Regions from separate parts of the Homo sapiens genome. Here region 1 is linked to region 2. A link is a contact called in ENCODE Hi-C or POLR2A ChIA-PET data. All regions are on one chromosome and are shown on one strand. The core of a region is the stretch at or near the end of the contact, and the rest is flanking DNA. Distances in the headings are between cores, read along the strand shown.

Region 1 (3,464 bases), core at 430-2,929, 73 kb before region 2:
GGACAGGACATTGTATTTCTTCACTGAATTCCTTTCCCCTTATTAGTCATTGCTGACTCTCCTGTATTCATTTTTCACTGATCATCATTCACCATTTCCATCTCACTGAGTCCAAGTGTCTCTCCATACATGTTTGTCCCTTATTACCCTCTACTAATGGAAGGCTACAAAAGCTAATTTGTTAGAGAAGTGAATGAAATATAATGTCATCTATAAATATTAGCTCTCTTCTTCACTCCCTGTTAATAAAAGCAGTATATCATTTCAGAGAGAAGAAAAGACCAGGACCTATCCATTTGTAATCATACTGTGCACACATTCAATTAGCCAGAGGGGTAAAGTGCATATTAGTAGGCAGCCTGGGAGTTTGCTGGAGCAATTAATCGGCTTTGTCATCTATAAGTAATAGTTTAAATAACTTTCTCTTGCTCCCTTGACTGAAACAGCCAATCAGATTCAAGCAATAGATAGCATCCTTAACCTTCCCAAAAATAGACTTAACACTACAATGTTTGTCTTTTCTTATTAAAAGCTCTATGCTATGTACTAGTTTACCAGGTATCTATGGGGTTTTTTGTTTGTTTGTTTGTTTGTTTGTTTTGAGACAGAGTCTTGCTCTGTCGCCCAGGTTGGAGTGCAGTGATGCAATCTTGGCCCACTGCAACCTCTGCCTCCTGGGTTCAGGCGATTCTCCTGCCTCACCCTCCTGCATAGCTGGGACTACAGGTGCGCACCACCACACCTGGCTAATTTTTTTGTATTTTTAGGAGAGACAGGGTTTTGCCATGTTGGCCAGGCTGGTCTCAAACTCCTGACCTCAAGTGATCCTCCCACCTCGGCCTCCCAAAGTGCTCAGTTTACAGGCATGAGCCACCATGCCCGGCCTCTGTGAGTTTTTTAATGGGGAGAGCAAGGGGAGGAAATTTTGGTAATAACCAAGGATCCGTGTCCTGTGTTCCATTTTTTAAAAAGTAGTACATTATTGTGTGGTATTAAATTGTTTTTTATTTTTTTTAGGATTTGACTATAAGGAAAGAAATTCCAGTATGCAACATGATAGCAGAAATAAACAAGCTGTCAGATTTTGGAAATGAATATGAATTTCATTTTCTTTGGTCCTAATATCACATAATGATTGTTTTTATACAAAAATACCATATGGCTAATGTGGACCCAATCTCAACATTTGTTTGCTGCCTTACACACACATTTTTATTTATATTTCTTTTTTTATATATGGATCTTCAAGTGGGATGCCAAGAGAGACGATATTTTTGAGGAAGTCAGTGCACAGTCAAAGAGGATATGAACCCAGTCTAGGTGTTACATGGTGCCCTAATATTCCGCTTGCATAAGAAGAAACCTTTTGTTTGTGGCCTTAGTTGTCACCAGGAGACCATTGTTAATTTTGCTTAAAAGCTCTTCTGTTGTGTTTAGGTGGCTTTTTAATATAAAGGAAAGAAAAAAATGAAGAACAAGTTTGGCCAAACTCTTAACATTTGGCTCTATCAGGAGTCTCATCTCCGCTTCGTAGCCTCAACTAATCCTCCACAGCCTCTTGCCAGAGATTTCTTAAGTCTTAAGACTTATAAAGACGCTGGCAAGAAACTGCGGTGCATCAGCAGGAACAGGTTGCAAAATGAAGACAAAGCCTCTGGCAAGACACAGGAGGATTAATAGAGGCCAGGCCATGAAATAGAGATGAAGCCCCGAATGGTGAAAGATCTCTGAAGTCACAGTACAGATACAGAACCGGTGTTCTGTCATTTGGGAAATCATATGGGATGAGCCACGGGGCCCAGTTGGCCAGGGGAACAATTGGGAATTGCAGGTCAGGAGCATCCTTTGCCAGAGGAAGTTAAAAGCTTTTAGAACTGGGAGTGCTCAGAGATCCCAGAACAATCTCTAGATGTAATTCACACCTCTACTCTGATAAGGAGTGTGAGACCAGATGGAAAACCACTACTGGGTCAGAGAGTGAAAATAAATCCTAGAGAAGATGCCAGAAAGATTTGGCTAAGCACTACTTAATGGAATAAAATTCGTGACCGGGGTACTGACTGTGTTCCTAATGTTGGATTATTTTAGCCTTGCTCTATTAGTAGTCCTCAGCTTTGAACCCAGCCTCTCTCCCTTCCTGTCTCTTCCCACATCCCATTGAGTCCCCCCTTCCCTGGAGCTTCCCCCTCCTGCTTCCCTCCCATGCCCCTGCCCCTTCCCTGTCTTCTCTCTCTTCCTCCCATTTAAAATGTTACTTTTTCTCAATAGCTTTATCAAGGACTACTTTCCTATAATGTTGAGTAGGAAGTTCCCCAAAGAATAGAAAAATCTGCTTTAATTCCAACATCTAGTTGCTTCAGAAACAGCTGGGTAAATTGGACTTACCCAAGTTGGACTTAGTAATGTTGTTCTAGTTTATGCGATGGGAACATTTTAGTTGGGGCTTTTGTTCATTCATCACATGCAGCTGGGGGAGGAAATGGCATTATTTAACTTGTCCATAGTGTATCTTTAAATATGAAAAAGAAATGGAACCTATGAATACAAATAATCAGGACTCTCATCCTTTCTTTAGACTTAAAAAGAGAGAAAACAAAGACTTAAATAAACATCTTCAACAGGTAGTACAATGTAAAAAGCCTGTAAAACATTGCCACAAGGATATATGCCTTGAGTGCTTCAATCACGGGGAATATTCCTCCCATGTTTTACTGCAGTTAATTATGGCAGAGCACCAGCATGGATTTTGTACCTTAACCTCACCTGTGTCCTCCACCCCCCCACAGAAAGAATGCTTTCCTATTGATGAATCATTATGGGGGCACATCCTCTCTTGTGTGTAGGGTAAGAATGTGCCAAAATTAAGACGTACTGGAATTAAGAAAGCCAAAATGAAGTGTCACGTTGAGCTAAGGTGACAGGTTGTACCTTGACCTTTATAATGAATTCACTTAATTTACTTCTTTTAGTCCTCTCCGAATATGTTCGGCCTTGTATTTTAGGATCTGGGTTTCTCATTTCAAAGCATTTATCAATTAATTCTGTAAGAAAAGGACTCACTTTACTGCTGAGAAACAGTTGCGATCTTCTCTAGTAGTTAGAAAACTCAATTCAGATCACCATCATCCCACAGCCTATTTTATTCCATTTAGCTACATATGTCAATCATGAATTTTTGGAAGACCCTCATGGATGAGTACCAAATAATTCCTGCAAATGGTTTTCTACTTTCTTGTGTGAGGGTGGGTGTCTCTGGCACCTTGGGTTAGAGAGTTGAATTCATCATACTGGTTAGTTGATAGCACATTATCATCACCACCAGTCGGTGCATGGCTTTGCTTTTGTTTTCATCTTTTTACTTTTTCATCTTCCATCTCCACTCTTCCCATTCCCATTAACAATGTTCTTATTTATTTATATGCCCTTAAAAATATAGTAGGTTGTTTTGTGGCCTTTACATAAGA
Region 2 (3,884 bases), core at 636-3,135:
ATGATGTCTCATTTGCCCGTCTCTTTTCTCCTTCTTAACCACTTAGGTACCACATTGTACAGTGCAGTGGGTGCAGTGGTTCATGCCCTGACTACGTCAGAACCCCTGAGAGCCTTGGCAGATTCTGAGGACTGAGCACCTCCTGCCTTTCTTCTCTTCTCTCCTCTCCCTGTTCCACTGTTCAATCTGAAAGGGGTTAGGGAGGATTGGTTGCTGAACTTGTGTGGTTTTAATAAAATAGCTTCAGGCCAGGCCCAGTGGCTCACGCCTCTAATCCCAGCACTTTGGGAGGCCGAGGTGGGAGGATCACTTGAGGTCAGGAGTTCGAGACCAGCCTGGCCAACATAGTGAAACCCCGTGTCTACTAAAAATACAAAAATTAGCTGCATGTAGTGGCATGGACTTGTAGTCCCAGCTTCTTGGGAGGATGAGGTACGAGAATTGCTTGAACCTGGGAGGCAGAGGTTGCAGTGAGCCGAGATTATACCACTGCACTCCAGCCTGGGCAACAGAGCAAGACTGTCTCCAAAAAAAATAAAAAATAAAACAGCTTCATGGGTAAATCTGATACCCAGCAAGTGTGGAGGCTACACAGGCAGTCAAAGGAGCACCCATCTTAGTCAGGAAACTGGGTTAACTTCTCAGCCTCACCACGCAGTGGCTCCGAGATTCAGCTTCCTCGTCTGTGAAATGAGATTGACACTTACCCTGCCTAGCTCATGGAGGTTTGTGAGGATTAAATCACATGAAAGCAAAGGGGAAGGCGTCATGTGCTATAGAAATGCAAGGTGTTACTCATTCCTGTGTTTGCCACTCCCGTGCCTTCACCCTTGCTTATAACCTGTCACCTCCAGGACTAGCTCACTGGCCAGCTGGTTTGTCTGTGGCTCTTGGGCCTTGCCACCACATTAATCATTTCAAGACACCACCTTTATCTGGCGGCCTTCCCCAGTAGACAGGCTCACCTTCCCCATCCAGCTTTCTCTCCCACTCAGCCTTGGCCTCTTTGTTGACCCTTCTTGCTTTTTCTCCTTGACCTCCTCATCTTTCTTGCACCATTTCTTAAAAGCTGTCTTCAGCTTCACTGTCTAACCGAGCACTCCCACCTGAATAACACTTGATCCAAATAACGTAATTATGAGATCTGTTATCTTGAATGGTTCCTTAATTGTCATATGTATTTGCTTCATTATTCTGCTTAATTTGCTTACTGAGGTCCAGGACTAAATCTAAACCATGTTTTGTTTTGTTTTTTGAGACAGAATCTCATTCTGTTGTCAGGACCAGAATGCAGTGGTGCGATCTTGGCTCACTGCAGCCTTAACCTCCTAGACTCAGGCAATCCTCCCACCTCAACCCCCTATGCCAGTAGCTGGGACTACAGGTGCACCCACCATGCCCAGCTAATTTTTTGTGTTTTTAGTAGAGACAGGGTTTTGCCATGTTGCCCAGGCTTCTAAACCATGTTTTAACTCTTTGTTATGCACAGCGCCTGGCCCGGTGTTAGGCACTAGACAAGAGCTCAGTAACCACTTGCTGAAATGGGAGAGCTGAGTGGTCAGAGCACCTTGAAGTCTGTGTAGCACTTGCATGTACAGTGTCCCTTTTCATCGTCACAGCCCTGAGAGGTAAATGGTGTGACTCTTCCCATTTTGCAAATGAGAAAAGAGAAACTTAGGAGAGGTTATGTAACATCAACTTTGTGGGCTGAGGCTGAGTGAAGACCTCGCAGAAGAGACCAGACCCAGCATGCTCCAGTAGCTCCACTGCAGGGGGTGGCTGCTTACGAGGACAGAGAGCAGAATTCAGACGACTCCAGCTGACCTACTTGGTGCAAGTCAAGTGAATACTAGTCGGGAGGGATTAGATGACTCAGCCTCTGCCTTCGTTGGAGTCAGGAAGTAGGCTTTGCAGTCCATTTCCTGGGGAATTTTCAGATGGACCAGTGATTTCATTTTCCTCTTCTAAAGCACCCCCATGCACAGGGAAAGGTTGTTCACGTGGCCATTTGGATGAAGCCAACGGATCTGATGTCTTAAAGGAGAAGCTGAAACAGCAGTGGAAACTTTCTAGGCCTGTTGGTATTAGTAATTTCATTCCTGGCCAAACATGAATGAGAAATCCTTCTAGTCCACTTTGACTGAGGCTAGAGTGTGGATTAACAGTGCTTTGATATTTCAGTATTGCTGCCCAGGTTGTGAAGGTATAAGCCTCATGCAGGTCACCTGCTCTTGCCTCCATTGTACCTATTGCCTAACTGGGATAGGCCTGGGGTGGGGCTGCTGAGAGCTGACAATGCCAGGCCAGGAAAGGCAAGCTAAAGACCAGCAGGCAGGCCTCGGGGTTGGAAAGCTACACAGTAAACGGGTGGAGTACCAAAGCTTAGTTGTGTGTCTAGAGAATTCAGGGTGTGGTGAGTGATCAGCTCCTGGAAGAGCAAAGATTAGTATTTAATACATATGCATTTATTAGCGTGGCTGGGTCTCTCGTCAAAAATGTCATAATTTCACAGATCAGGATTTTAAAGCAAATAGAATTATTGATATATATCTCTTCCAACAGCCAATAAACATCCCGCAGAGAGGACAGCTTACGCATGGGCTCACACAAAGAAAATTGCAGAGTCTTTGCTTAAGCTACAGCCTGAAATATTAAAATTCTGATTTTCATGCGCTGTTAGAAATAGTTTTCAAAGAATTCCTTCCTCCAGCCCCATCACAACCCCTGCCCATGTGAGAGGTTAGGAGTAAATCATATGTTTTTTAAAACATTTGCTGAAACCTCCTCCCTTTTCCAAGTCTACCAAATTTTTATCTCAAAAAAAAAAAAAAGAAAGAAAGAAAAAAATGGGACTAATATGACAACAAGATTTTTACCTTCACAGTAAATAGTACAATTTAGCTGAGTAACTTGTGGAAGCTTGTTAGGTTGAAGTGACTCACTTGCGTAGATGAAGTTATTTTTAGAGATGTAATTTGTACTGTTTAGAAAAGAATAAAGAGATGGTAAAAGGCTAGATCGCTCATTATAGTTTACAGAGCTCATGAACCCAGCATCCATGCAAAAGATGACTAAGCAAGGGGTCGGTTGGTACTTTCTCTCAGAATTTTACAGATGTGAGTCATCCACTTTAGTCTGCAGACACAGCACCGAGATACCTGTGACTCAGCTCTCATTTAGAAAAAGCCCTAGAATTCAATTCTGATACACTTTTATAGTTAAGTAGTGAGGAAATTACATACTGAAGCAAAATATGCCTTTGTAACGCGCAGCCGTGGGATGTTTTTAGCAAAGACTGATTTATCTTCATCTCTGGCCTTTGAAAGAATCGACCTGTGATCCACGCTGGGTAACGTGCCCATTGAGCCTGCTGGTACACATCACAGTGCCCACCTTCTTCGTGTTTGGCTCACAACCCAAGTACTAAATTGTCCTCAATAGAAATCTCAGCCTCACCCTTTCTACACTTGGATGCCCCAGCACTAAGGCCCACTTCCTTTAACCAAATACATGTACATATATGTGTTCGTATATATGAAAATCTTCTGCCTAAAATATTAAAATTCTAGTTTTCATAAGCTGGCAGAAATAGCTTGCAAAGGCTTCATCTCCTTCACTCTTTACGTATGTTAGGGGTTAGAAGGAATAAAATCATGTTTTCCTACAGTATTCTCATATTTTTAGTAAACCCTGCACAAAACATACATACAGATGATGAGCATTATCTTTACACATTAGCAGACGGCAGAGTGAGCCCATGTTCTCTGTGCAGGGCCATTGCTTTGTTCTGAGGCGCAGGGCTCTGCTGGCCTAGTGACCCTCCCCGTGCAGCCTCATGCTTGGCTATCTCCCTCGTCACTGACACACACTGATGACATAGCCTG

What was found. Hi-C counts contacts between places; a loop is a spot of excess contacts on that map. ChIA-PET counts read pairs that join two places held with the same protein, here RNA polymerase II (POLR2A).
Region 1: a map of gastrocnemius medialis shows a loop between it and region 2 (5-fold over the local background). The contact joins two enhancer-like sites. A Hi-C loop is called at or near these places in 2 of 168 maps with a recorded cell type or tissue (gastrocnemius medialis and heart left ventricle). POLR2A ChIA-PET finds 5 or more read pairs at or near these places in 6 of 52 experiments (H1, MCF 10A, PC-3 and 3 more).

What each region holds. Positions count from the first base shown.
Region 1 is chr2:28,200,186-28,203,649 of GRCh38, forward strand. The region is part of intron 7 of BABAM2 (BRISC and BRCA1 A complex member 2); the gene reads left to right. All of the region lies in intron 1 of LOC100505736 (a long non-coding RNA gene), which reads right to left. Among named protein-coding and RNA genes, the nearest start is that of BABAM2-AS2, 110 kb to the right of the region's middle. Within about 2 kb of position 1,680, at least 4 of the 41 ENCODE cell types and tissues checked have a DNase peak (open chromatin) inside an H3K27ac peak, as active enhancers do; they include gastrocnemius medialis, where a contact is called at or near this core.
Region 2 is chr2:28,273,191-28,277,074 of GRCh38, forward strand. The region is part of intron 10 of BABAM2 (BRISC and BRCA1 A complex member 2); the gene reads left to right. LOC124907745 (a long non-coding RNA gene) reads right to left here. Exons shown (of 2, transcript XR_007086254.1): 1 at 1-3,884. Among named protein-coding and RNA genes, the nearest start is that of BABAM2-AS2, 35 kb to the right of the region's middle. RefSeq lists enhancers at 1,538-1,647, 2,246-3,445. Within about 2 kb of position 1,886, at least 17 of the 41 ENCODE cell types and tissues checked have a DNase peak (open chromatin) inside an H3K27ac peak, as active enhancers do; they include gastrocnemius medialis, where a contact is called at or near this core.